7 separate regions of the Homo sapiens genome follow, and all the other regions are linked to region 3. A link is a contact called in ENCODE Hi-C or POLR2A ChIA-PET data. All regions are on one chromosome and are shown on one strand. Each heading gives the region's core, a stretch centred on a gene start or an enhancer-like site at or near the end of the contact. The rest is flanking DNA. Distances are from core to core; before and after follow the strand shown. Region 1 holds the start of LINC01089 (long intergenic non-protein coding RNA 1089). Region 2 holds the start of RNF34 (ring finger protein 34). Region 3 holds the start of PXN-AS1 (PXN antisense RNA 1). Region 4 holds the start of PSMD9 (proteasome 26S subunit, non-ATPase 9). Region 5 overlaps CAMKK2 (calcium/calmodulin dependent protein kinase kinase 2). Region 6 overlaps KDM2B (lysine demethylase 2B). Region 7 holds the start of CAMKK2 (calcium/calmodulin dependent protein kinase kinase 2).

Region 1 (3,336 bases), core at 837-3,336, 1.6 Mb before region 3:
CCAGGGCTGGGGCCCCGTCTGACAGTTGGCCGGGGGATCGGGCGGGGGGTCCCTGGCCGCTAGGCGCGTCTCCCCGGACACGACGCGGGGCACGGCTGGGGGGGCGCGCCGGCTACTCACCGCCAGGCTGAAATGCTGCCCATCGTAGCGGTACAGTTTATGATGCCCCTTTTTCAGAGCCGGGTCAATCATCAACTTGTAACTTCTCCAATGGTGGTTCCTCCTCTCGCCCGAAGGGCCGGGCTGCGGCGGGGGCTGCTGGTGGTGGTGGTGGGGGGGGTGACTGTTCTCCATGCCGTTAACCCAACCTGAAAACCAGCAAGTTGTTGTCGTCTCCGCCGCGGCGGCGGCGGCGGCCGCTTCTACACACACGCGAAAGAATCCAATCGGCAGGCCCCCACCCCCTCCCACCTTGCCAGCGCGCCCCGAAAGGAGCTGTCTCGCTGGCTCCCCCCAAAACAAGAATGGAGCGAGAGAATAACCCTTCCGGGAGAATTACGCGCCCGCCCGCTCGGCCACCGTCTCGGGGCGGCAGCGAGGGGCTCCCGGGGGTCCCCTGGGCGGGCTGGCGGGGCCCGGGGCGCCCGGAGGACGCGGACTCCGGCCCATGGTGCCCGCCCGGCCGCCCGGCGTGGCGCTCACCCGCTAGCTCGGCCCGGCTCTGGCGCGAGGCTGGCGGCAGGGCCTGGCGGCGCCGCCGCCCGCCCGCCCGCTCGCCCGCTCGGGCCAGGGCCGGGGCCGGGGGCTTGGGCCGCCCGGCTGCCGGCCGCGGCCTCTCCCTCCCCGAGCCGCGCTTACATCCCCGCCGGGCGCCGGCCTCCCTGCGCCGCCAGCCAGTACATGGTGTCCCCCGAGGGAGCCGAGGCCGGGGCGGCCGGACCGGGGGCCAGGAAGGGGGGGCGCCGCCGCCGCGGCTGCCGGGCCCGGAGCTGCTGCCGCTGCCGCCGCCGCTGCTGCTGCTGCTGCCCGGGAGGCGGCTGGCGGCGGAGGCTCGGCTCCCAGTAGCCGCACATCCCACAATACACCGCTAAGGAGCCCGACCCGAGCGCTCACCCTCCTCCTCTTCCTCCTCCTCCTCCTCTTCCTCCTCCCCTCTCCTTCCTCGCCGCTTCCCCAGGCACTCTCCCGGCGGCGGCAGCTGCGCCGCCAAAGCCCCGGGCCCCAGCGGCCCCCCACCCCTCACTCGCGCGCTCCCACACTGCCTCCCCCTCCCCGGGGGAAGGCCTTTTAATTTATTTATTTTTCTGGGACTGGGGTGGGGGTCTTGGCTGGCGGGGGAGGGGGTCTCCCCGGGCTCTACCTCCCGCGGCCGGGACTACCCTCAGAGCCGCGACCGCCGCGGCGTGCGTCCCGGGCCTGCAAAACTGTTTCCAAACTGCCCGGGCCGGAGGCGGGCGCGCGGGGCCCGGGGAGATGGCTGGGGTCTGGGGGGCCGAGGGTGTGTGTGGACGCTGGGAGCCGCGGGGGGAGGCCGGCGTCGACTCAGAGGAGTTGCAATCGAGGTATCTGCGCTCCGGCTTCCTCCTGCGGCCCGCGACCCCCTCCCCGGAGCTGAGCTGGGGAAGGGAGACCAGGGTTCACCACGTTAGCATTCGCATTCCTGGGAGGATGCAGCCCTCGCCTGGACCTGGGCGATAGACGCCTTCTTCTGTTTTTATTTTTGGAGGGGAGCGCCCTGTAATTGTCCTGAACACATGCTTCCCCCCCTTCCTCCAGCCACCCGCGGAGGAGAGAGTCCCCCTTTTTTGCATTTATCTTTTCCTTCCCCTTTCTTTATTAAAGGTCCGGGAGTGGCGGCGGCCAATCAGCGCGCGGCTTCCATTTTGTGAGTTCAACTCCGAGGCTCCCGGGCTTCGCGAGGACGCGTTTGCAGCCCCCTCTGCCGCTCCTCTCTGGCGGCCGAGGCGCAGGAGCCGCCTCGCCGGGGCTCGGAGCTGGTGTAGCTCATATTGGGGCTCTTTTCGGGGTTTGTAATTTGGCCGTGGGTAGGTAATTGGCTGGAGCAGGGCGGCAGGGCGCGGCAGCCAATCAGCGCGCGGCTTCTATAGGGCTTGAGTTATTAGACGCTGATCTCAAAACATCCTTCATCAGACACGAAGGAGAGGCCAACAGATGAGGGAAGCCATTTTTCTGCAATGGAATTAAATGGCCAAGTGGGTTTTTCCTTTGTTGCAAATGGGGAATGTTTTTCCTTTGACTCTACCATCCAGTTCAGGACGTCTCAGTGTGTTTAACATTTGTCAACAGGCCCAAGGACTCACAGTTGGAAGACTGGAGAAGACTTTTTAAAAAGATCTGGATTTTTCCTTATGACTTGGAATCCATCTTTGTCTTGTATAACTAGGTCATAGCACACCATTCATGTCAGCAGTTAACAGTTTTGAATTCCAAAAAAACCTAAGTAAATGACATATTTTTTTTCCTCTTTTTGTTCTATGGGTGGGTGGGGGGAGCTTGGAGCTGTCTTAATCTGTATTCTCTTGACTGAACAATAAATTTTTAAATATATCTAGTTTCCTCTATTAAACACTTAAACCTGGCCATCTTATTAACTCCTTCTCTCTTTTTAACAAGGTAATGTTTTAAATGTATATAGCTTTAGGACTAGCGAAATGGCAGCAACAAAAAATTGTGAGCAGTTGTTACTCTTTTAGTTTTTAAAAAACCTTTTACATTGTAAGTACCCAATCCATTCTGTCCTGACGCAGTACAGTTTTGATGTTAATGTTGCTGAGATGTCCTTAATTTTCCGAACCTTCATCTGCATGTATGTCTTTGTCTCTCTTGTCTAATATAAGCCAGTTAAGATGCTTGAGACGATCTTGCTTTATAAAGCTAAGGTTCTAGCTTTATGCTTTTGAAAATGTTTACAGCACTAAATGCTAGTCAGCTTTCTTCCCCGTAGCTTGTACACTTTCTTTGAAAATCGATCTATTTGAAGAAAAACAGCCCTGTTTTTCTCGTCTTTGGTGTTGGGGGTTGGGGGGAGCTGGTGGGTGAGGGAAAGGAAGACCTTTTCTTTGTGTAGAGAGACTAAAGCCGTCACAGGAAACTAGATTAAAACTGGAAAACAAGTCCTAGCTGGTTCCAGCAAACACCAACGTTAAGTGGGGGGTATTTTCTATGGTGGTTGGGCGGCTGGTGCGTCTTGTGCCTTTTGTTTGATTTGACTGTATTTTCGCCTTTTGTCTCTTAATGACGATCACACCATTGCTATATCCAGAGCAGTAAACAGTCCTCAGCGAAGCCGCCTTTTTGCCTACCCAACCCTGGAAAGTTTGCAGAAGTGGAAGGAGCAGAACGTGAGGGTGTAACTTACAAAAAGGTAATAAGAAC
Region 2 (3,359 bases), core at 503-3,002, 1.2 Mb before region 3:
ATTTTGCTTCTGAAAATACGTATCTTTTCTATAATTTCAATTGCCACCAAACTTTGTTTCTAAAATTTCATCTTAGAAAGTAGTACCTTCCACTTCAATTCAAAACACACGTCTGTTTTCAAAGAACTTGTTTAAAAATTTCAACACTGGACCTGTCTCTAATTCTTTCCTTCGATAGCTAGTTCCTTAATGGGCCACAAATTTAATATTAATAAAGATACTGATTCTTCGAGGCATTATATATAAAGATCCCTGCTTTGTTTTTGGATCTTAACACAGCAGAGGGTGGTTTTCAGGAAATAAAGCTACTTCTAGATACTTTAATAGATATTTCAAGCTGTAATAATATTTTATAACTAAACTGGAAAGTTAAAAATAAGCTTTTACAATATCCTCATACTTCAAGGCACAGTTCCAAAGTTACCTATTCCAAAAATATTCCTTGCTTTCTGTAGCCAGAAGTATCCTTTCTGGCTCCTGTGTTTTGTCCCTGCCTTTTTTTTTTTTTTTTTTTTGATACCTATAGCCTTCTGCCTTGTAATATGGTTACTTACAAATAACTCTTCTTTTGAATGGTAAACTGCCTTCCTAAGGGATGAGACTGTATTTTGAATTACTTCTCTTCACCATGTCTCCCTCTTGGCTAACGCACAGAAAACGTTCAACAAAACATGTGCTGAATTTCTGTGACCAGCTGACACTCTTTTTCAATCTTCTATAGTAAATCTTTGACGCTTTATGGAGACAGCGTTAATCTAGCAGCTCACCTGCTAGATTACCCACCCCCAGCACACCTCTGCACTGAGATTAACGAAACCATCTAGGTCTGAAAGTTATCATCACCTTATGACTCATCCCACTTGGTTTGAGTTCGGCAAATGAATCAATACCCTGAACTGACTGCTGTTCACAAAGCTCTTCAGAACTCTCAGTGATCGGGTTGAGAATCATCTCTCAGAAGTAGGCCGGAAACCCCGCTCCCCTTTCCCCTTTTCTTCAACTTCTCATCAGTAATGCTCCCACGCTCTCACTCCCACCTTGGAGAACTCAAGCTGCCAAATTCCTTGCTGCGTTTACCTAGTGGCGATGGAGGCACATCCAGCCTTCTCTAGTTCGCGGCCCCGACGTGCAGCCTACGAAGCACCCCTTCCGGGTGGCATCCCCACCCTGAGAGTTCTTTAACCCGTTAGCCTGGCCCTAGCCTCACCACCCCCTGCACCCCTCCTGTTCTCCTCGGTCCCACGATGTCCCCAACACTTGGGTTAGTTCAAGGACTCGGGGCGGGAAAGGGCACGCCGCGCGCCAAGGGACCGAGGCTCAGGCGAGCCCTGGCGGCTCTGCCTCAGGCCCCCGAGGAGGCGCACAGGGCCCGGCGCAGAGAGGGGCCCACCCGGCGCGAACGCTAGGGACGCCCGGCTTCTCCCCACCGCTCGGGTCGCTGACGGGGGTGGCACTGGAGGAGCTCGAGAGGGTCCGGCAGCCTGCCCTGGCTCGGTTGGGGCACCTGAAGCCGGGCAAGCGACCCCCCTCAGCGCAGCTCTCCGAGATGACGACTAGGTAACCGCTAAGGCGGAAAGAAAGGAGGCGCTTCAGGTGCCCTGGCAGGATAGGATTGGCGAGGAGGGTCTGTCCGGCTCCACCGGCCCCTCACCTTCATGGCCGCGACCGCCTCAGCTCGGCCGGCTCTACCAGGAAACTCAGCACCATAGCAGCTCCTCACACTGCCGACCTCCTTCCCTCTGGGCGGTGATTACCGCGCCCCGGGAGGCGACCGAGCGTCCGGACGTAAGGGGCGTGGTCACGCTCGCCGCGTGCCCCGGTAAAAGCGCAGAGCGGCGGCCACGACGACCAATAGGAAGCCGACTTTCGGGAGGCCGGTCACCAGAGCCAATGAAGCGACAGGGATTGGGCGGGGCCTCTGGCGTTCCTCCTGGCTGGGAGTGCGCGGGGAGGATTCTTTTCCGCCCCGAGCGAAGACCTGCGGACCTGGGCGTGGCGGAAGGCGCGCTGCGGCGCTGCTTTCTCGGTTGGGTGTTTGAAATGGGAGATAGCGTCCCTGAGGAAGCTGCTGCGGCTTTCTGGGCTAGGTGGTCAAGTTTCCGGGGAGGGGAGCGCGGGAAGGGCCGTGGTGAATTTGAACACGCCGGTTGGCTCGAAGGCCTTTGTTATGACCGTCAGAGCAGGGCCTCAGATTTCCTTCCCAGACGTTCCCGCGTTCATGCTCGGTGATGACCTCGGGGCTCCTCACTCGTGGGTCCGGTAAGGAGCGGCAGCTGCACTCGCTAGGACGCGGCCTTTAAAAACAAGACTTATTGAAAACACTTAGAAAACCAAGGGCTCTCAAATCCCAAGGGCTCTTTGAAAAGCTGTATTCAAAATAACCAAAATCGTAGCATAATAAAAGAATTTGCTCGAGTCTTGGAATTGCCTTTGGACAGAGAAACTGAGGTTGTAAATTAAGGTATCGATTTCTTCAGCTGTACTGGATGACAGTTTATTTTCCTACACCTTTTTTTTATTTTTGACAAGGTCTTGCTCTTGCCCAGGCTGGAGTGCAATAGTGTGATCTCGGCTCACTGCAACCTCCGTCTCCCGGGTTCAAAGGATTCTCCTGCCTCAGCCTCCCTAGTAGCTGGGACTTCGTGCGCCCGCCCCACACCCGGCTAATTTTTTCTATTTTTAGTAGAGACTGGTTTTCACTGTGTTGGCCAGGCTGGTCTAGAACTCCTGGCCTCAGGTGAGCCGCCCACCTCGGCCTTCCAAAGTGCTGAGATTAGCCACCGGGCCCAGCCGATTTTCCTACACTTTTTAATCTCACCTCTAACTTAACCAGTATTTAAGATTTTAAACATAAAAAAGTCAGTTCGCTCTTCATGAGGACCTAAGACTGTTCTGTTATTTATATACATTATAGATTTGCTTCGACAAGTTGTGCTATATTAGATTAAAACACACGGAGAGAGAGAGAGTGCGTGGCAGGCCACTTCCTTAGACTGAAATAATGCATCAGAGTATGTATTTCTCTTGCTTCAAGTGCTGCTCAGATAATGTCACTTCTTATCCATAATAGTCCTAGGTTTTTTTTGGAAAAATGTACAGAAAGCCTTTCATTCACGATGTAGGACGCAGCTGAGCTTCATTGGAAGAGAAAGTATTAATTAATTCTCCTAATGATCTAGACACAAAGCAACTCAATAAAAATGTTCTTGGGGTACAAAGCCATGGTTGTCCCTCATTAGAAAAGGCCTGGCAGGTCTACCTCCAGAGTTAATAAGCACATGAAAGATGCTCAACATCATTAACTATCAAGGAAATGCACATCAAATCCATGGATACCGCTGTGCGCCTGCAAGGATGGG
Region 3 (3,659 bases), core at 326-2,825:
GTATGAAGCTCTTTGTAATAATTTTTAATTTTGAAATAGCTGATTCTTTGGGGATCATTTAATACATAATTCCATAGGTTTCAGTGAAAAAAAAAAAAAAAAAGAGATCTCAGGGTTGGGCAAGGTGTCTCATTCTTGTAATCCCAGCAATTTAGGAGGCCAGGGTGGGAGGATTGCTTGAGCCCAGAAGTTTGACATCAGCCTAGGCAACATGGCAAGACCCCATCTATACAAAAAGTACAAAAAATTAGCTTGGCGTGGTGGTGTGTGCCTGTAGTCCTAGCTACTTGGGAGGCTGAGGTGGGAGGATCACTTCAGCCTGGGAGGTCAAGTCTGCAATGAACTGAGATTGCTCCACTACACTCTAGCCTGGGCAACGGAGTGAGACTGCTTCTCAAAAAAAAAAAAAAAAAAAAAAAAAAAAAAAAAAGATTTGATGGAGGTGAATTATTCTATGGATGTTTGTTGGCTAGTTTTCTAGGAAGAGGGAATGGCTAATGCAAAAGCCCCCAAGTAAAGCCTGCTCTGGAAAAGCAGCAGAGCATCATCTGGGTAGAAAGCAAGTAAGTGAGGAGGAAAACATCTGAGATGATCAGAGTGGGCGTGAGGGACAGATAGGTAAGGGCCTTGTAGGTACTTTAGGTTTTAGATTTTTACTCTGTAGGAAACGGAAAGTTTTAAGCAGATAAGGAGATGAGCTGACTTAGGTTTTTTTTTTTTTTTTTTTTTTTTTGAGATGGAGTCCCTCTCTGTCACCCAGGCTAGAGTGCAATGGTGTGATCTTAGCTCACTGCAGAGCTCACAGCTCCCGGGTTCAAGCGATTCTTCTGCCTCGGCCTCCTGAGTAGCTGGGATTACGGGCATGCGCCACCCCACCTGGCTAATTTTTGTATTTTTAGTAGAGACGGGGTTTTGCCATGTTGGCCAGGCTAGTCTCGAACTCCTGACCTCAGGTGATCCACCCGCCTCGTCCTCCCGAAGTGCTGGGAGTATAGGCGTGAGCCACCGCGCCCGGCCAGGTTTTAAAGGATCCCTCTGTTTTGGTAGGCGGAAAAACTAGAGAAGACGAGAGACCATTCTGAGGCCGGGCGCGGCGGGTCACGCCTGTAATCCCAGCACTTTGGGAGGCCGAGGCGGGCAGATCACGAGGTCAGGAGATCGAGACCATCCTGGAGAACATGATGAAACCCCGTCTCTACTAAAAATACAAAAAAAAAATTAGCCGAGCACGGTGGCGGGCGCCTGTAGTCCCAGCTACTCCGGAGGCTGAGGCAGGAGAATGGCGTGAACCCGGGAGGCGGAGCTTGCAGTCAGCCGAGATGGCGCCACTGCGCTCCAGCCTGGGCGACAGAGCGACACTCCGTCTCAAAAAAAAAAAAAAAAAGAGAAACCATTCTGTTTCTAAGCATGTGCAATTATGTCTCAGCTCCACGTCATACCTTTTAGTTTGCTGAGCTCGCCAGGTGGCACAGGGAACCGGGACTCCGAATTCGCAGCTCCAGCTCCAGCTCCAGCCCAGCAGGTGGCAGCAGCTCAGAGCAAGCTCCTCCAACGCGAGGCAGCGCCTTCCTTCGCGACCCTACTTAAAGGCGGCTTTCCGTTGGCTGGAGTGGCAGCGATATTATCCAATGGTTGCCTGTATTCGTTCAGCTTTGTCTGACGGGCGATGGCGCAGCCAATAGACAGGAGCGCTATCCGCGGTTTCTGATTGGCTACTTTGTTCGCATTATAAAAGGCACGCGCGGGCGCGAGGCCCTTCTCTCGCCAGGCGTCCTCGTGGAAGGTTCGTGTGCTAGTTAGATGGGCGCCAGGGGTCGCCGGCGGGAAGCATGGAGGGGTCTTTGGGGGCCTTTGGGAACATGGAGTCCTATTCTGTTCCGCCTGGGGCCTCGGTGGCGGCTTGCACGCCCCGAGATGACGGCCGCTGCCCTAGGCAGGGCCGGCGGGCGATTGCGCGTGTCCTGCTCCTCTTAGGCCCGGGACCGCGGGATGGGTGTCGGCGTGACCAGGCCTGAGCTCCCTGTCTCTCCTCAGTGACATCGTCTTTAAACCCTGCGTGGCAATCCCTGACGCACCGCCGTGATGCCCAGGGAAGACAGGGCGACCTGGAAGTCCAACTACTTCCTTAAGATCATCGTAAGTGCAGGGTGGGTCGCCTCTGCTCTTCATGTTGCCCCAGCGCAAATAGGGACAGTCAGCTGCTATGTGCTGAGGGTCTACTCACACCGGCTACTGAATTAGGCCATTTTTGGGAAAATACTGTTTAGTTAACAATTTCCTGAGATAGGTCCCTTCTGTTGCAGATAAACGGGCTCAGGCAAGTTAAGTGGGTCCTAAGATGACAGCATTCGTATCCAGGTCTGTCTGGCTTCTAAAAGAGCGCGCTTTATACTTTTTTTTTTTTAAACGGAGTCTCGCTCTGTTGTCCAGGCTGGAGTGCAGTGGCTTGATCTTGGCTTACTGCAACCTCCGCTTCCCAGGTTCAAGCGATTCTCCTGCTTCAGCCTCCCGAGTAGCTGGGATTACAGGGGCGCGACACCACACCCAGCTAATTTTTGTATTTTCAATAGAGACAGGGATTCACCATGTTGGCCAGGATGGTCTCGATCTCTTGACTTCATGATCCACCTTCCTCGGCCTCCCTAAGTGCTAGGATTACAGGTGTGAGCCACCGCGCCCGGCCGCACATTACAGTTTTACTCCATTTTTGAGAAGGTCTGAGGTCAGGAATGACTCATTGTAAGGAAGCAAGCTGTTGCATATTTAGGACCTGTCAGCCAAGAAACTTAAGTGTCCAATGACTTTTGGATGGCCTTTGAGGTGGGTCTCCCTTGCCCAGAAATGCTGACTGTACTGCGCTTAAGCAATTAGGCAGCATTGTAGAGCATAGCTTGTATTACATTTTCCCACACTTAGAAGGTTTTCAGACACAAAACCCAAAGGAATTGTGTAACAATCCGGATAAACACGCCTAGATTGTTTTTACAAATAATAATGTTGCTATATTTGCTTAACGTGGTGCTTTTAATGCTGTGAATCTAGCCCTCCTCTTGACCAACTTACTTGGAACATTCCTTTTTTATCCTGTTAACCATTTTAGTGAATCAGAAGCATGCCTGGTAATTGGGAAAAATTAAAAACTAAGTAAAAAAAGAAAAAACTCCTTGATTGAATGTAGAAACCTAATTTTCAGCGTTCATACCCAGCTAGCCAATCATCCAGTTTGGCAGTGTTACAACGTAGCTCCCAATCTCCCTCTGACTTCAAAAGCTTAGAAGAAAGGGAGTGGGATGGAAACAAATTGTGGGGTTCAGTTTCTTCTGGCATTTTTTCCCTCTCTCTTCCTGTTAAACTTGGCTCCTCTGGCTTGTTTTTTGTAGCAACTATTGGATGATTATCCGAAATGTTTCATTGTGGGAGCAGACAATGTGGGCTCCAAGCAGATGCAGCAGATCCGCATGTCCCTTCGCGGGAAGGCTGTGGTGCTGATGGGCAAGAACACCATGATGCGCAAGGCCATCCGAGGGCACCTGGAAAACAACCCAGCTCTGGAGAAGTCAGTTCCCCTGGCAGTTTTGTCCTTTCTCCCCAGTGCCCGTCTCCCTCTTCCTGGAGAATGGTGCTGAAAGGTGATTGTCTCCCATAAACTTCTCTTTGCA
Region 4 (3,735 bases), core at 1,096-3,595, 1.7 Mb before region 3:
TTTTTTGTAGGCCTGGCGCGGTGGCTCAAGCCTGTAATCCCAGCACTTTGGGAGGCCGAGGCGGGCGGATCACGAGGTCAGGAGATCGAGACCATCCTGGCCTCAGGTGATCCACCCACCTTGGCCTCCCAAAGTGCTGGGATTACAGGCGTGAGCCACCAGGCCCGGCCCAAACCCACTTTTTAAAAACAAATATAGAGCACGGTTTCAGGCTGAAAGCTTTCAGCAAGCAACAGCAGCTAGCCAGAAGCAACCAACATGCCGTATCAACATGCAAAGCATCTGACCTTATATTTAAGAGAAGAGATTATCATTTTCCATATGCAGCGGAGTTTTGAAATTTCCTTTTAAAATACATTTATGGGCAAGGCACTGTGGCTCATGCCTGTAACCCCAACACTTTGGGAGGCAGAGGCAGGAGGACTGCTTGAGCCCAGGAGTTTCAGACCAGTCTGAGCAAGCAACATAGTGAGACCCCATAGCTACAAAAAATACAAAAATTAGCTGGGCGTGGTGGCACGTACCTGCAGTCTCAGCTACTTGGGAGGCTGAGGTGGGAGGATTGCTTGACACCAGGAGATTGAGGCTGCAGTGAACCAAGATGGTGCCACTGAACTCCAGCCTGGGCAACAGAGCGAGACCCTGTCTCAATAATAATAATAACAATAATAATACATTTATATAAGATTAAAAGTAGATCTATTTAAATAAAAATATCAAAGGAATAACACAAGTGGTATATGCATATAGTATACTGCATGTGGTAGAAAGTAAACTAAAGTTTGAGAAATTGCTGGTAATTTGCTTGAAAGCACAGGTTCTGAATGTAACAGACCTGAAGTCTGAATCCCACTTTGAGCATATAGTCAGCACCCAGTAAAATGGTTCTCTGGCCCTCCGTATGAAACTTCATCTTATGGCCGGACGCGGTGGCTCACGCCTGTAATCCCAGCACTTGGGGAGGCCAAGGTGGGCGGATCACCTGAGGTCAGGAATCCAACACCGGCCTGACCAACATGGTGAAACCCTGCTTTTACTTAAAATAAAAAATTAGCCTGGCGTACTGGCGCTCGCCTGTAATCCCTACTACTCGGGAGGCTGAGGCAGGAGAATCACTTGAACCCAGGAGGCAGAGGCTGCAGTGAGCCGAGATTGAGCCACTGCACTCCAGCCTGGGTGACAAAGCAAGACTCCGTCTCAGACAAAAAAAAAAGAAACTTCATCTTACATCACCTAAAATGCATTCCATCCCACCCTACTTGGGCATAATTAATTGCATCTTCCTCTGCAAACTGATCTGTGATTTTACACTAGATGGCATAAGAAAACCTGCATCAGCTTTTGAGCCAGACCCACCACTGCCACTTCCGAACTACATGACCTTAGATAGGCGTTTGCCCCACTCTGGGCCTCAGTTTCCTCCTTATGCAATAAGGATGATGAGCCTTATTTGTAACTCAAAGTTCGGTCCTTAGACCACTAGCATCAGCATTGCTGGGAGTTTGCTACAAATGCAGAATCTGCTCCCTTGCCTCAAACAAAATCTGCATTTTAATAAGATCCCCAGGTAATTCATATACACACTGAAGTTTAAGAATTCACGATACAATCAGCAAATGCCGGGTGCAGTAGCTCACGCCTGTAATCCCAGCACTTTGAAAGGCCGAGGTGGAAGGATCGCTTGAGGCCATGAGTTCGATACCAACCTGGGCAACACAGTGAGACTCTGTCTTTACAAAAAGTACAAAATTAAGATAAGGCAGTCAGCGAGGCACATGACAGCTGTTTAATCACCAAGTAACACCTGTTTCCCCCTCCCTAAAATGGAAAGAGTAACAGCATCCACCTCAAAGGGTTGTTGCAAAGATTAAATTAACTCAACAATGCACAGCACTTAAACCAGCGCCTAGCACACAGCAGGGCTCCACAAACTCTTGCTGGATATCAATATGGCTAACTCTTCAGTTGCTAAAGTTCTTTGCCTGCCTTCTTGTGCCGACAGAGGCCGCACTTGCGGCGCCTTGGGCCTCCCAGGGAGATCCGTTGCGGAGCGCCCAAACTGAGGCCGCCCTGGCATCCCAGTACCCCAGGGACTCCGGGCCGGGTTAGGCGACTTGGGGCGCCCCGAACCCACACTCACGCTTTCCAGCACGTCATAGTTGGCCTTGATCTGCGCTTCTATCTCCTCCTTGCGCCGCATCAGCTCCTGGACGTCGCTGACAGTCACGACGCCGGCCTGCGAGGAGCCTCCGCTCTGCCTCGCTTCCTCGTCGGACATCGTGAACCCCGGGCCGCGACTCCAGAGACCCGGCTCCCGGGCTAGGGACGACGCCCCAGTCGACCGTAACTACGGCTCCGCCCATGCGCCAAAACACCACAGCCGTCCGCGAACGCGAGAACAGTCAAGGGGCGGGGCTTGGGATGGGGCTTAGGGCGGAGCTGGGTCACCGGAAGCCGCGCCCTGCCGGAACACGTGCGCCTGTGGTGACCCGGCAGGAGTAGCGTCGGAAGCAATGGATCCCCACGCAATTGCACACCAACGCTAGGGGATGATCTCGCCCCAGCTGACTCATTTTCTCATTCGTGCAGCAGACATTTATTGAGCGCCTACTGTATGGATGGATACTGTACGCCAGAGAACCGCTGCGTGGCGCTCCAATTCAGTTCTTCACATCCACACAGCCCTGGAGGATTTACAAAATACATTAAGGTTCCTTATCCCTCACTTTACAGATCCGATATGCCTGAGTACACACCCCGTATCTTGCCACTTAACGGCAATCTGTGTGACCCTAGGTCACTACTTGGCTTCTCTGGGCCTCAGTTTCCTCATCTGTAAAATGGGGCAGTAATTGATAGCAATCTATCTCATAGAGCTGTCCTTCTGCTAACAAATATTCATGGAATGATTCCTATGAGCCATATACTGTTGAAGGTGCTGGATGTTCCTGTTAAGGCCTCTAAAAATCGTAGTGATAATAATAACGGTAACAGTGTTTATTTATTGATACTTATAATGTGCCAGACGCTGTTCTAAATGCCTTACATATATTAATTCAACAACCTCATGAAGCTAGATTATTACATCCCAATTTGACAGCTGAGAAAACCGTCTCAATAACCAATTTACCCAACTAGCAAAATGTGAGGCCAAAATTCCAACCCAGCTTACCTAAACAATCAACTTTGATATCTGACCATGTGCCTCTAATATTTTGTCTTGAAAAGGGCTCAGCGGTCATCTGTGTAGTATTCAAACATGTTTGCCCTGAATCTAATCATTGGAAAACAGACATATCCAAAAGAAGGGACATACTTCAAAACAACTGGCCTGAAAACTTCAAAAAAAGTCAATGTTGTGAAATACACATGGGGAATAAGGGGTGGGGGACAGAGAAAGGAGGCGGATATGCAATTGCCTAGATTTAAGAACACTAAAGATGTGCATCAACTAAATGCAATGGGCCAGGTGTGGTGGCTCATGCCTATAATCCCAGCACTTTGGGAGGCTGTGGCAAGCAGATCATTTGAGGTCAGGAGTTTGAGACTAGCCTCGCCAACATGGTGAAACCCTGTCTCTACCAAAAATATAAAATATTAGCCGGGTGTGGTGGCACACACCTGTAATCCCAGGTACTCAGGAGGCTGAGGTCTCGAACCCCTGGCCTCAAGTGATCCAGCCCAGCTCGGCCTTTCAAAGTGCTGGGATTACAGGAGTGAGCTACCGCACCCCTC
Region 5 (3,364 bases), core at 774-3,273, 1.1 Mb before region 3:
TCACATAGGTTCTTTTCTATTTTCCTAAGCGTCGGCTGGCTTGAGAAATAAAGGGACAGAGTACAAAAGAGAGAAATTTTAAAGCTGGGCGTCCGGGGGAGACATCACATGTCGGTAGGTTCCGTGATGCCCCACAAGCCACAAAAACCAGCAAGTTTTTATTAGGGATTTTCAAAAGGGGAGGGAGTGTGCGAATAGGTGTGGGTGACAGACATCAAGTACTTAACAGGGTAATAGAATATCACAAGGCAAGTGGAGGCAGGGTGAGATCACAGGACCACAGGACCCAGGTGAAATTAAAATTGCTAATGAAGTTTCGGGCAACATTGTCATTGATAACATCTTATCAGGAGACAGGGTTTTGAGATCAACCGGTCTGACCAAAATTTATCAGGTGGGAATTTCCCCTTCCTAATAAGCCTGGGAGCGCTATGGGAGATGGGAGCGCTATGGGAGACTGGAGTCTATCTCACCTCTGCAATCTCGACCATAAGAGACAGGTACGCCCCGGGGGGTGCCAGTTCAGAGACCTACCCCTAGGTACGCATTCTCTTTCTCAGGGACGTTCCATGCTGAGAAAAAGAATTCAGCGATATTTCTCCCATTTGCTTTTGAAAGAAGAGAAATATGGCTCTGTTCTGCCCGGCTCACCGGCGATCAGAGTTTAAGGTTATCTCTCTTATTCCCTGAACGATTGCTGTTATCCTGTTCTTTTTTCAAGGTGCTCAGATTTCATATTGCACAAACACACATGCTGTACAATTTGTGCAGTTAATGCAATTATCACAGGGTCCTGAGACGATATACATCCTCCTCAACTGACAGGATTAAGAGATTAAATAAGACAGGCATAAGAAATCACGAGGGTATTGACTGGGGAAGTGATAAGTGTCCATGAAATCTTTACAATTTATGTTTAGAGATTGCAGTAAAGACAGGCATAAGAAATTACAAAAGTATTAATTTGGGGAACTAATAAATGTCCATAAAATCTTCACAATCCATGTTCTTCTGCCATGGCTTTAGCCGGTCCCTCCGTTTGGGGTCCCTGACTTTGGCTGGCTGAGCCCATTTTCCCAAGGAGGACATTGATGTCCCGGGCAGGACATCGTCCGTGGCCTTGGCAGGATCCTCGGAGCTGTTTTGGGCCTTTTTGTTGTGCCCAGGATGAGGCAACCTCGGGGGAGCCTGCACAGGTGTGTCCGGGCTCGGGAGCACCTCTTTGGCACCCACTGGCAGCTTGCTGCGCGGGAGGTAGCGGATGCAGGTTGGAAACAGCCCCTAGGAAATGAGAAGGTGTTTCCTGGAGGCCTGCGCCACTCAGCTTCCTGGCAGAGGAAGGAGCGTTTCCCTCATCCTGGCCCGGGTCCCGGGTCCATCTGCTCCAGGAAGGCTCTGGTGGCTCGTGATGAGCTGCCCTGTGAGAGGGAACAGGGTAGAGGCAAGGCCTTGGGGGATGGCCTCTGCCTGGATTTCATGGGGAAGGATGCAGGGCCAGGGCTGACATTTTGTCAAATCCAAGCAACTTTGCAAAAAAGTCCTCCTCTCACGCTCCGCCCTCTGGAATCGAATGCTTCACTGTCCTTCCCTGGCAGAGGGCCTGGTCCTGTGAGGGTTACATGGCCAGGCGGTTATCTCCGTGCTGGGTGCCTGATGAGAGCTCAGTTGAATGTTAGCCGTTGCTGTTTCCAGGCTAAACTATTGTCTTTTTGCATGATTTCTTCTGCACAGAGTGTTGGTAGCTTTCATCAGATCTTTGTAGGGTCTGTGACCCCCAAACCGTTCAGGACACTGGCCTAGACTCTAGGTGTCTGTGAGGCCAGAAGCCCCTGGATGCATCTCTTCCTGTCAGGGCCTGCGTCCCTGGGGCTCCTCTCTGCTGAGCTCTGGGGTTTCACGCTTGCCCTGCCAGCGCCGACGTCCCTGCCCGGGGTCTGAGCTGTCTCTCCTCTCCATCCTCCAACAGACCGCAGAGGCCGAGACTCCGTCAGAGCTGTGAGGGAGGCCCGGGCCAGATGCCAGCTTGCCAAGGAGGCCGATTAAAAGCAGCCTTGCTGGGGGCGGATGGCTCAGTGCCCTTGGCCTGGTGTAGAGTTCGATAAGCAATTGTTTTCCTGTTGGTGAGAAAAAAACAAATCTCCATTGACTTTCCCAGGCACTGCTCAGCCTCATTTTCTTCTCAGGAACTCTTGCAGCCCTATCAGAGGCAGCTCTAGGATAGGGGAGAGACTGACTGCCTGCCCTGGGGGACGCAGGCCACACAGCCAGGGCTGAGGGACACACTTAAGAGCAGGCCAGCTCGCTTGGACATTGGTCCTCGTGGGAACATTCCAGAGCATAGGCTACCTACCAGAGCAGGCCATGGGCATCTGTATTAGTCCGTTTTCACGCTGCTGATAAAGACATACCCGAGACTGGGCAATTTACAACAGAAAGGTTTAACTGGACTTATAGTTCCACTTGGCTGGGGAAGCCCCATAATCATGGCGGAAGTCAAGGAGGAGCAAGTCCGGTCTTACATGGACGGCAGCAGGCAGCGAGAATGAGGAAGATGCAAAAGCGGAACCCCCTGATAAAACCATCAGATCTCGTGAGGCTTACCACCATGAGAACAGTATGGGGGAACCCGCCCCCGTGATTCAATTATCTCCCACTGGGTCCCTCCCACAACACACGGGAATTATGGGAGTACAATTCAAGGTGAGATTTGGGAGAGGACACAGAGTCAAACCATAGCATCCAACAGGTGTTTGTTGAAGTAATAGTTTTTGAGTACTTAACCACTTGCAGGGCATGATTCTGAGTGCTTGGTTCATCTAATCCTATGACTATCAGATGGGCACCAACTTTACAGGATGTCAATGACCTTAAGCTGTTGAACTTCAGGGTATCTTGAGTTTCCTCTTCTGGGACATAAGGACCATGAGAAGGAGAAGTAAAGTAGCAGCAGCTAGGGCCATAGAGAAATATCAAACTTGAGTTGTATTCTCTCATTGATGGGGAAACTGAGACAGGGACAGAGTTGATGATTTCTTTCTGAGATACAGTAAGGGGGAATGGGGGACAGAGAAATAGGAGATAAGACCAACTGCTCCCCTCTCCTGACCTCCTGCCCCGTCTGATCCCGTAGCATCCTAGGCCTTATCATCATAACTCCGATCATGGTTACAGGTATTTTCTTTCCTTTAAAACACTTTTTATTTATTTATTTATTTTAGATGGAGTCTTGCTCTGTTACCCAGGCTGGAGTGCAGTGGCGCAATCTCGCCTCACTGCAACCTGTGCCTCCCGGGTTCAAGTGATTCTCCTGCTTCAGCCTCCTGAGTAGCTGGGATGACAGGTGCCCAACACCACGCCTGGCTAA
Region 6 (3,368 bases), core at 426-2,925, 1.3 Mb before region 3:
TGCCTCTATTCCCATCTGTAAAATAGGATTAAGATTTCCCCAGGGTGGTCATGAGGGCTGAGTGAGTTCAGATCTCCTTGCCTCCAGTTCACTGGAGATGGACTAAGGGCTTTTGGCTGGTTCCTGGCTCAGTCACTAGTAGATGTGGCTGATGACCTAGGGGTCAGGGAATTATCTCTTAGGTTGCATTAATGGAAGCATTCTACCTAGGATGAGAGAGGTGATAGTCCTGCTGTGTAGAGGGAGGGGGTCAGGCCACACATAGGAGTTGTGCTTTTTTTCTTTTTTTTTTGAGACAGTCTTGCTCTGTCACCCAGGCTAGGGTGCAGTGGCGTGATCTTGGCTCACTGCAACCTTCACCTCCCAGGTTCAAGCAGTTCTCATGTCAGCCTCCCAAGTCTCAGCCTCCCAAGTCTCAGCCTCCCAAGTAGCTGGGATTACAGACGTGCGCCAACATGCCCAGCTAATTTTTGTATTTTTAGTAGAGGTGGGGTTTTGCCATGTTGTCCCGGCTGGTCTCCAACTCCTGGCCTCAAGGGATTCTCCCTCCTTGGCCTCCCAAAGTGCTAGGATTACACATGTGAGCCACCGCACCTAGCCTGTAGGAAGGAGGTTTTGTTCCTCTTGGTCATTGTACTTTGGAGGTTAAATCAACCTGAAGTGGGGTGTGGGTGTGTCTGGAAACCACATCAGGTGAGATGTGTTTGAAGGAGGAATTGGGTTGCTTTACATGAGGAAGTGAAGGCATATGGTAACTGCAGTCAGCCAGGTGAAGGATTGTCTCCTGAAAGGAGTATAGCCGAGTGGTGTTGAAATAACTTGCTCTGTTAGGTAGTGAGCTCCCTGTCACTGGAGGCATACAAGTAGAAAGTAGATATGGATGACTCAAGGTGCTTGCAGACAATCTACAACTGGGTGGAAGCTTGGACCAGAGGATAGGAGTATCCTTTGAGGCCACCAAGATGTTTCTGAGAGTTGGGCTAGAAACTGGTCTTAGGTCTGGACATCAAGCACTAGTGGTGGTTGTAGTAGCAGTTCCTGCTATGGGGATGGGGCCTCCAACACCTGGGTGCTTCTAGAAAGTTGGGCAGAAACTGGAGACTTCCCTATTAGGGAGATTTGGCATTTGGAAGTAGCAGGGTTTAGTGCGGGGATGACTTTGTTACCATGGCCCCAGGTCTGTCCTCAGACCTGCTTGGCTCAGGGAAGGGACCGACCCCTGCTTGGGATGGAAGGGAACTGCACTTGGTGGTCAGCGTTTATAGGGGACACCCTGGCAGATGTGGAGTAGTGGAGACTCGGGAAGGAGGTGGCATCCTCCTTCTAAGCTGTGCTCAATCCACTCTGCAGGTGTTGCTGGATTGGCCCTGGATTCAAAGGATGACTGGAAGGCTCTTGGCCTTGCTGCTGACTCTGTGACGTTAGCTGGTCTCTTCCTCTCTCTGCACCTCAGCTCTCTCTACAATGGTGGTGGGGTGGAGCTGAACTCTGGGACCCTCAAGTTCCCTCCCAACCCCATCCTCTGAGCCTAACAGGCCTTAAGTCTCTCTGTCCAGGCCTTATGCAGAGCTGGGAGGTGGCTCATCACTTTTCCCCTGTGTGGGATGGTGTGGGTGTTGATGTTGGTGACTTAAGCAAGCTGGGGGAGGTCTTGAGAAGCCCTGGCAGCAGGGGTGTGGGCGTGGCTGTCTATTGAAGGCAGGAAGAGGAAATGTGCATTTGAGTTGCTGCAAGCAGGAGTCCAGTTAGGTCCTGGCAAAGACTTCTGGCCTGAAGGGTCATGCATTGAGATACCAGGATTTTTTCCCCTGGAGTTTTGGGAAGTAGAAAAGGGACAGTTGGAATTTGCCACCCTCTGAGATACAGGGGTGGGGTAGGGTGGGAGGGAGGGTGCAGCATAGTTCAGCGGTTCCCAGCCATTGATTTCATGGACCAGTGAAAAAAAACTTAGGAACAGATACAGAGTTGCCAACTTATAATTTTGCTAAAGATGGGTGTTAAGATCAACAAACCCCATGGTCTATTCTGACACTAAAAAAGTTACAAGTATAAAATGTCAGAATAAAGGATAGTACTTTAACTTTGATAGTTTTTCTCATTCTGTTTCCAACCAGTGAAAACTAAAGGACCAGAGACTGGGGTCCACTGACCTAGATTAGTATTTTTTTTTTTTTTTTTTTTTTGAGAGGGAGTCTTGCTCTGTTGCCCAGGCTGGAGTGCAGTGGCGCAATCTCGGCTCACTGCAAGCTCCGCCTCCCGGGTTCACACCATTCTCCTGCCTCAGCTTCCCGAATAGCTGGGACCACAGGCACCCGCCACCATGCCTGGCTAATTTTTTGTGTTTTTAGTAGAGACACGTTTTCACTGTGTTAGCCAGGATGGTCTTGATCTCCTGACCTCATGATCTGCCCACCTTGGCCTCCCAAAGTGCTGGGATTACAGGCGTGAGCCACTGCGCCTGCTCTTCTTTTTTTTTTTTTTTGAGACAGAGTCTTGCTCTGTCGCCAGGCTGGAGCATGGTGGTGCAATCTTGGCTCACTGCAACCTCCGCCTCCCGGGTTCAAGCGATTCTCCTGCCTCAGCCTCCCTAGTAGCTGAGATTACAGGTACACGCCACCATGCCCGGCTAATTTTTGTATTTTTAGTAGCAACGGGGTTTTGCCATGTTGTCCAGGCAGGTCTCGAACTCCTAGGGTCAAGTGATCCACCCGCCTCGGCCTCCCAAAATGCTGGGATTACAGACATGAGCCACCGCGCCCAGCCCCTAGATGAGTATTTTAGGTCCTCCCCAGGCCTGGGGATTCTCTCCAGCATTCACACCCTCTGAGCCACGTACAGACACACATCTGAGATTCGTGGTACTTGATTTGTGGCTTTGAGGAGAGAGTCTTGGGAAACCCAGAAAGGGTTTGCAGCTCCCTGGATGGGAGTTTTTCTGTATTGAAGCAGAGAATTGAATTCTGGCATTTCCCACCTCTGACCTGAGTTTTCATTGCCACAGTGTGACCTTAGGCACCTCTCCTCCTGCCACACTGACCTCACGCCTCCCAGTCCGTGGTTCATGGAGTCTTCAGTTCTCTGAAAGCTCATAGGATGCTGATGGTTTAGGAAGACTTTCATCATAAAGGGATGCTGGATTTTGTCAAATGCTTTTTCTGTGTCTATTCAGATGATCGTGTGATTTTTTAATTTTTAATTCTGTTTACGTGGTGTATCACATTTATCGACATGTGTATGTTAAACCATCCCTGGCATGAAACCCACTTGATCATGGAGGGATTATCTTGTTGATATGCTGTTGGATTTAGTTACTAGTATTTTGTTGAGGTTTTTTGCATCTATGTTAATCAGGGATATTGGTCTTTAGT
Region 7 (3,358 bases), core at 14-2,513, 1.1 Mb before region 3:
CTGCTTGAACCTGGGAGGCAGAGGTTGCAGTGATCCGAGATCGCGTCACTGCACTCCAGCGTGGGCGACAGAGCGAGACTCCGTTTCAGAAAAGAAAAAAAAAAAAAAAAAAAAGGGAGTCGGGGTGGAGCTCTCATTGGCTCGTTGCATGTGAGTGTCCCTACGGCCTAGAAATACAAGAGAAGCACATCGGAACGGGCTGGAAATCCACCCAGTTAACTAGAGGGCTTTGAACCTTTTATTAACTTGGAGGTTGACTCTCCTGTCAACTCGATTCCCTTTTGGCTGTTTGGCAGGGTCAGTGAGACATCCCCTGGGTCGCTCGACCCCGTAGGACGGTTCAGGGAGCCCTCCAGGTCTTCGTTTCTCCTCTTCCCCGCACAGTGCTGTTATCCAGCTGGGGGATCCAACGCACACTTAAGGCTCCAGCAAAGTAAGTGCCAAAAAGGGGAGAATGGGAAGAATATGCTGTATTTCACAAAAAGCATCTAAGTAGCCATCTGGAAAAGCCAGAATGAACTTCAATGGTGCATCCAGGTGGGCTGGGGATGGGAGAGGAACGCCTTCCCCCAGCCTTTAGGGCCGGCCCTGAGCAAGTGGTCAGTCGGCAGGCAGCTGCGGAAGGGGGCTCCCCCGAGTCGGTGGTGGCCCAAAGTCCAGGCCGCATCCACCGCCCGGCGCCTAGCGCAGGGGCAGCAGCCGGGTCGCCACAGGAGGGGCCCCGGGTGTTCTTGCCGGCTTGGGGGAACTTTCCCAGGGTCAGCCCGGAGGCGCCCTGCAGCCCCGGCATTTGGCTAAACAAAGCAAGCGCTGCCGGCGCGGCCCGCCCGAGGGCGCCGCGGGAAGAACCTGGGCAGGTGCGCGCCGCGGGCGAGCGGGTACAAAGTTGCGGCGCCACCTCCTGCGCTCCGCGCCCCTCCAGGCTCTCCTCCCAGCCGCCTCCGATCCTCCCGGCCGGGCCTCTCTTCCCCCGTTCTTCGCCTCCTCCCTTTCTGCTCCTTGCCCTTCGCCTCTTCGCTACTTTCGTCTTTGCAGGCTCCCGCCTCCCCACCCCTCCCCGGCGCAGGGCCGAGCCGGCGGGGGCGCGCAGGGGGCGGTGCGCGGCGGGCGCGGGCGGTTCCGCTTTCGGGTTTCCCGCCGCCGTGGCCAATCCCCGCGCTGCCCGGGGCGGCGACGCGCCCAAGCCGAGCCGGGCGGCTCCTCCCGCCCCCGCCCCCCGCGCGCCCGCCGCCCGGGCGGAGGAGAGGAGCGCGCGGCCGCGCAGAGCAAGCTGAGCCGAGCCGAGCCGAGCTGGGGGCGCAGAGCGCGGGAGGCGGCGGCGGCGCGGAGCCCAGGTGAGCTGGCGGTAGCCGGGCCCGGGGCAAGGGACGCAGCCGCCGCGGCCCCGGGCGCCCGCTCCGTTTCCCTCTCGAGGCGGGGGACCGCCGCCGGCATGGCACACAAAGCCCGGAGGCTGGCCTGGGGCTCCCAACACGGAGGGACCCCACGTGCGCCTCCCCACGCCCCGCCACGTGGAGGGACACGGTCCCCGACAGCCCTTCCCCCGCGTCCTCTGGGCGCCCTGGGCCTCGGGATGGCCTCCTCGGCTGGGCCGCGCCCTGTCCGGGTGGCAGGGGCGGTCCTGGAGTTTGGAACCGGGGTCACCGGGGGCCGGGTCCGTCAGGGTTCGTGGAGGCGGCCTAGGCCCAGCCCCTCGCGTTTGACAGGTGGGGAAATCTGGAGCGTTCCGGGGAAGAGAGGACCAGCGGACTTGGAGCACCCCCACCCCGCAGCCTGCCTGTCTCGGGGCAAACCCAGGCCCTGGTGGCTTGGACACCAGGTGGCAGGACCCTAGGCCAGCAGTTGTGGGGACCTAGGGGACCTTTGGCTGTCTTCGGTCTGCCCTTTGACCACCCCCACCGCACCTCTTCTCTCAGCCGGAGCCTCACAGGCTTGGTCCTTCTGACCTAAATTCACCTCGGGGTTGCAGTATGCTGTGAATGCGGAGAGGCGTCCGCCTGACTCTCAGGGACACTGGACCCAGCCCCTCTCAGCATTGGGGCTCTGTGCCTGGGGTGCCACCCGACCCAGCCTTGAGCTTTTCCTGGCTTTCCCCCAGCCCCTGCACTGCCTAGCTGGGGAAGTGGGTGCTTTCACAGCTCTGCCAGCCTGCCCTCCTGGCCACTCTCACTTAGTGCTGGACAGGATGCAGCTCAGCCCCTCCGATCTCCCCGAGAAGGCTGAGCTTTGGGGAGGGCGTCTCAGTGCTATCAGCAAGAGAGGGATACCTGGCCTCCGGATGGGACCTGCAGCGTCCATCTCCCTACAGGCTACTTTTACCTTCCCCAGCCTGGTGTTTGGAGTCTCCACGCAGGGGATAGAAACTTCAGGTGCCCTAGAGCTGTGCTGCCATTTACCACTCCCCCTCCCCTAGCTCTGCCCCCAGAGGAGAGAGAAGAGGATGGCTTTATGTCCCCATAAGCTCCTTTGTTCCTTGGAGGAGGCGGGGGCTGCAACAAGGGGAGGGCTTTGGGGGAGTTAGCCACCCTCTTCCCTAATCACCCCACAAAAACATGCAGTTTCAGAATAAATAGTGTGCATGCCATGCAAATGCAGCTTTAGGGCAAGCCCCACATACCCCTTCCAGACTGCTGCTCATACACCCTTCCTATGGAGGAAGCAGGCATTGGTGACACACACCCTTCCTATGGAGGAAGCAGGCATTGGTGATGAGGACGCAAAACATATTTTTGTAATGAAGAGTAATAGCCATCATTTGATGAGCCCCTAACTTGGATAATAATAAGAATACTTATTTATTTATTTTGAGACGGAGTCTCTGTTGCCCAGGGTGGAGTGCAGTGGCACAATCTTGGCTCACTGCAACCTCCGCCTCCCGGGTTCAAGCGATTCTCATGCCTCAGCCTCTCCAGTAGCTGGGATTACAGGCGCCCACCACCATGCCTGGCTAATTTCTGTATTTTTAGTAGAGAAGGGGTTTCACCATGTTGGTCAGGCTGGTCTTGAACTCCTTACCTCAAGTGATCCGCCTACGTCAGTCTCCCAAGTGCTAGGATTACAGGCATGAGCTGCCACCTGGCCCTGGACAATAATAATAATAACAGTATTAAAAACTAACATCTATTGAGTTCTTGCTGCCTGCCAGATTCTGTGCTATGTGTTACATGCATTATCTCATTTAATGCCTACCAAATCCTACAACGTAGGGAATTTTAACCCCATAGTAGAGATTAGGAGACTGAGGTTTACAGAAATCCTGCAGTGTTGCTAGGATTTAGCCCCATTTTATAGAAGGGCTCAGAGAAGTTAAGTAACTTGCTCAGGGTCACACAGCCAGTGCAGGCATGTCAGGCCTTAG

The links. Hi-C counts contacts between places; a loop is a spot of excess contacts on that map. ChIA-PET counts read pairs that join two places held with the same protein, here RNA polymerase II (POLR2A). Pooled maps may share reads with other maps.
Region 1: a loop to region 3 is called in a pooled map, with 11 times the contacts of the local background. The contact joins the promoter of LINC01089 here to the promoter of PXN-AS1 in region 3. A Hi-C loop is called at or near these places in 1 of 37 single-sample maps with no recorded cell type and 9 of 50 pooled maps. POLR2A ChIA-PET finds 5 or more read pairs at or near these places in 5 of 52 experiments (CD4-positive, alpha-beta T cell, CD8-positive, alpha-beta T cell, HepG2 and 2 more).
Region 2: a loop to region 3 is called in a pooled map, with 6 times the contacts of the local background. The contact joins the promoter of RNF34 here to the promoter of PXN-AS1 in region 3. A Hi-C loop is called at or near these places in 5 of 50 pooled maps. POLR2A ChIA-PET finds 5 or more read pairs at or near these places in 4 of 52 experiments (CD4-positive, alpha-beta T cell, K562, activated CD4-positive, alpha-beta T cell and 1 more).
Region 4: a map of naive thymus-derived CD4-positive, alpha-beta T cell shows a loop between it and region 3 (23-fold over the local background). The contact joins the promoter of PSMD9 here to the promoter of PXN-AS1 in region 3. A Hi-C loop is called at or near these places in 2 of 168 maps with a recorded cell type or tissue (CD4-positive, alpha-beta memory T cell and naive thymus-derived CD4-positive, alpha-beta T cell) and 8 of 50 pooled maps. POLR2A ChIA-PET finds 5 or more read pairs at or near these places in 1 of 52 experiments (BJ).
Region 5: a pooled map of posterior vena cava shows a loop between it and region 3 (5-fold over the local background). The contact joins the enhancer-like site here to the promoter of PXN-AS1 in region 3. A Hi-C loop is called at or near these places in 1 of 50 pooled maps. POLR2A ChIA-PET finds 5 or more read pairs at or near these places in 2 of 52 experiments (GM12878 and activated CD4-positive, alpha-beta T cell).
Region 6: POLR2A ChIA-PET joins it to region 3 with 11 read pairs in activated CD4-positive, alpha-beta T cell. The contact joins the enhancer-like site here to the promoter of PXN-AS1 in region 3. A Hi-C loop is called at or near these places in 2 of 50 pooled maps. POLR2A ChIA-PET finds 5 or more read pairs at or near these places in 3 of 52 experiments (B cell, Caco-2 and activated CD4-positive, alpha-beta T cell).
Region 7: a map of naive thymus-derived CD4-positive, alpha-beta T cell shows a loop between it and region 3 (10-fold over the local background). The contact joins the promoter of CAMKK2 here to the promoter of PXN-AS1 in region 3. A Hi-C loop is called at or near these places in 1 of 168 maps with a recorded cell type or tissue (naive thymus-derived CD4-positive, alpha-beta T cell) and 2 of 50 pooled maps. POLR2A ChIA-PET finds 5 or more read pairs at or near these places in 1 of 52 experiments (activated CD8-positive, alpha-beta memory T cell).

What each region holds. Positions count from the first base shown.
Region 1 is chr12:121,801,696-121,805,031 of GRCh38, reverse strand. LINC01089 (long intergenic non-protein coding RNA 1089) reads left to right here and starts at 2,086. Exons shown (of 4, transcript NR_152740.1): 1 at 2,086-2,401; 2 at 3,224-3,325. SETD1B (SET domain containing 1B, histone lysine methyltransferase) reads right to left here and starts at 1,023. Exons shown (of 17, transcript NM_001353345.2): 1 at 799-1,023; 2 at 121-308. The coding sequence starts at 294. RefSeq lists silencers at 729-788, 829-958, 1,229-1,478.
Region 2 is chr12:121,398,511-121,401,869 of GRCh38, reverse strand. It overlaps RNF34 (ring finger protein 34), which reads right to left and starts at 1,752. Exons shown (of 6, transcript NM_025126.4): 1 at 1,652-1,752. The coding sequence starts at 1,657. RefSeq lists enhancers at 581-1,112, 1,113-1,644, 2,130-2,209.
Region 3 is chr12:120,199,207-120,202,865 of GRCh38, reverse strand. PXN-AS1 (PXN antisense RNA 1) reads right to left here and starts at 1,575. Exons shown (of 4, transcript NR_038924.1): 1 at 1,440-1,575. RPLP0 (ribosomal protein lateral stalk subunit P0) reads left to right here and starts at 1,755. Exons shown (of 8, transcript NM_001002.4): 1 at 1,755-1,783; 2 at 2,035-2,136; 3 at 3,381-3,556. The coding sequence starts at 2,083. RefSeq lists enhancers at 1,240-1,599, 2,000-2,069, 3,110-3,659.
Region 4 is chr12:121,887,400-121,891,134 of GRCh38, reverse strand. It overlaps PSMD9 (proteasome 26S subunit, non-ATPase 9), which reads right to left and starts at 2,345. Exons shown (of 6, transcript NM_002813.7): 1 at 2,141-2,345. The coding sequence starts at 2,278. It also overlaps a transcript of HPD not described here. RefSeq lists enhancers at 1,461-2,074, 2,042-2,441, 2,075-2,688.
Region 5 is chr12:121,277,818-121,281,181 of GRCh38, reverse strand. The region is part of intron 1 of CAMKK2 (calcium/calmodulin dependent protein kinase kinase 2); the gene reads left to right. Among named protein-coding and RNA genes, the nearest start is that of CAMKK2, 17 kb to the left of the region's middle. Within about 2 kb of position 2,023, at least 18 of the 41 ENCODE cell types and tissues checked have a DNase peak (open chromatin) inside an H3K27ac peak, as active enhancers do.
Region 6 is chr12:121,529,043-121,532,410 of GRCh38, reverse strand. All of the region lies in intron 8 of KDM2B (lysine demethylase 2B), which reads left to right. Among named protein-coding and RNA genes, the nearest start is that of KDM2B-DT, 50 kb to the left of the region's middle. RefSeq lists an enhancer at 2,412-2,913. Within about 2 kb of position 1,675, at least 23 of the 41 ENCODE cell types and tissues checked have a DNase peak (open chromatin) inside an H3K27ac peak, as active enhancers do; they include B cell, where a contact is called at or near this core.
Region 7 is chr12:121,294,614-121,297,971 of GRCh38, reverse strand. CAMKK2 (calcium/calmodulin dependent protein kinase kinase 2) reads left to right here and starts at 1,263. Exons shown (of 17, transcript NM_001270485.2): 1 at 1,263-1,334. RefSeq lists a silencer at 578-1,727.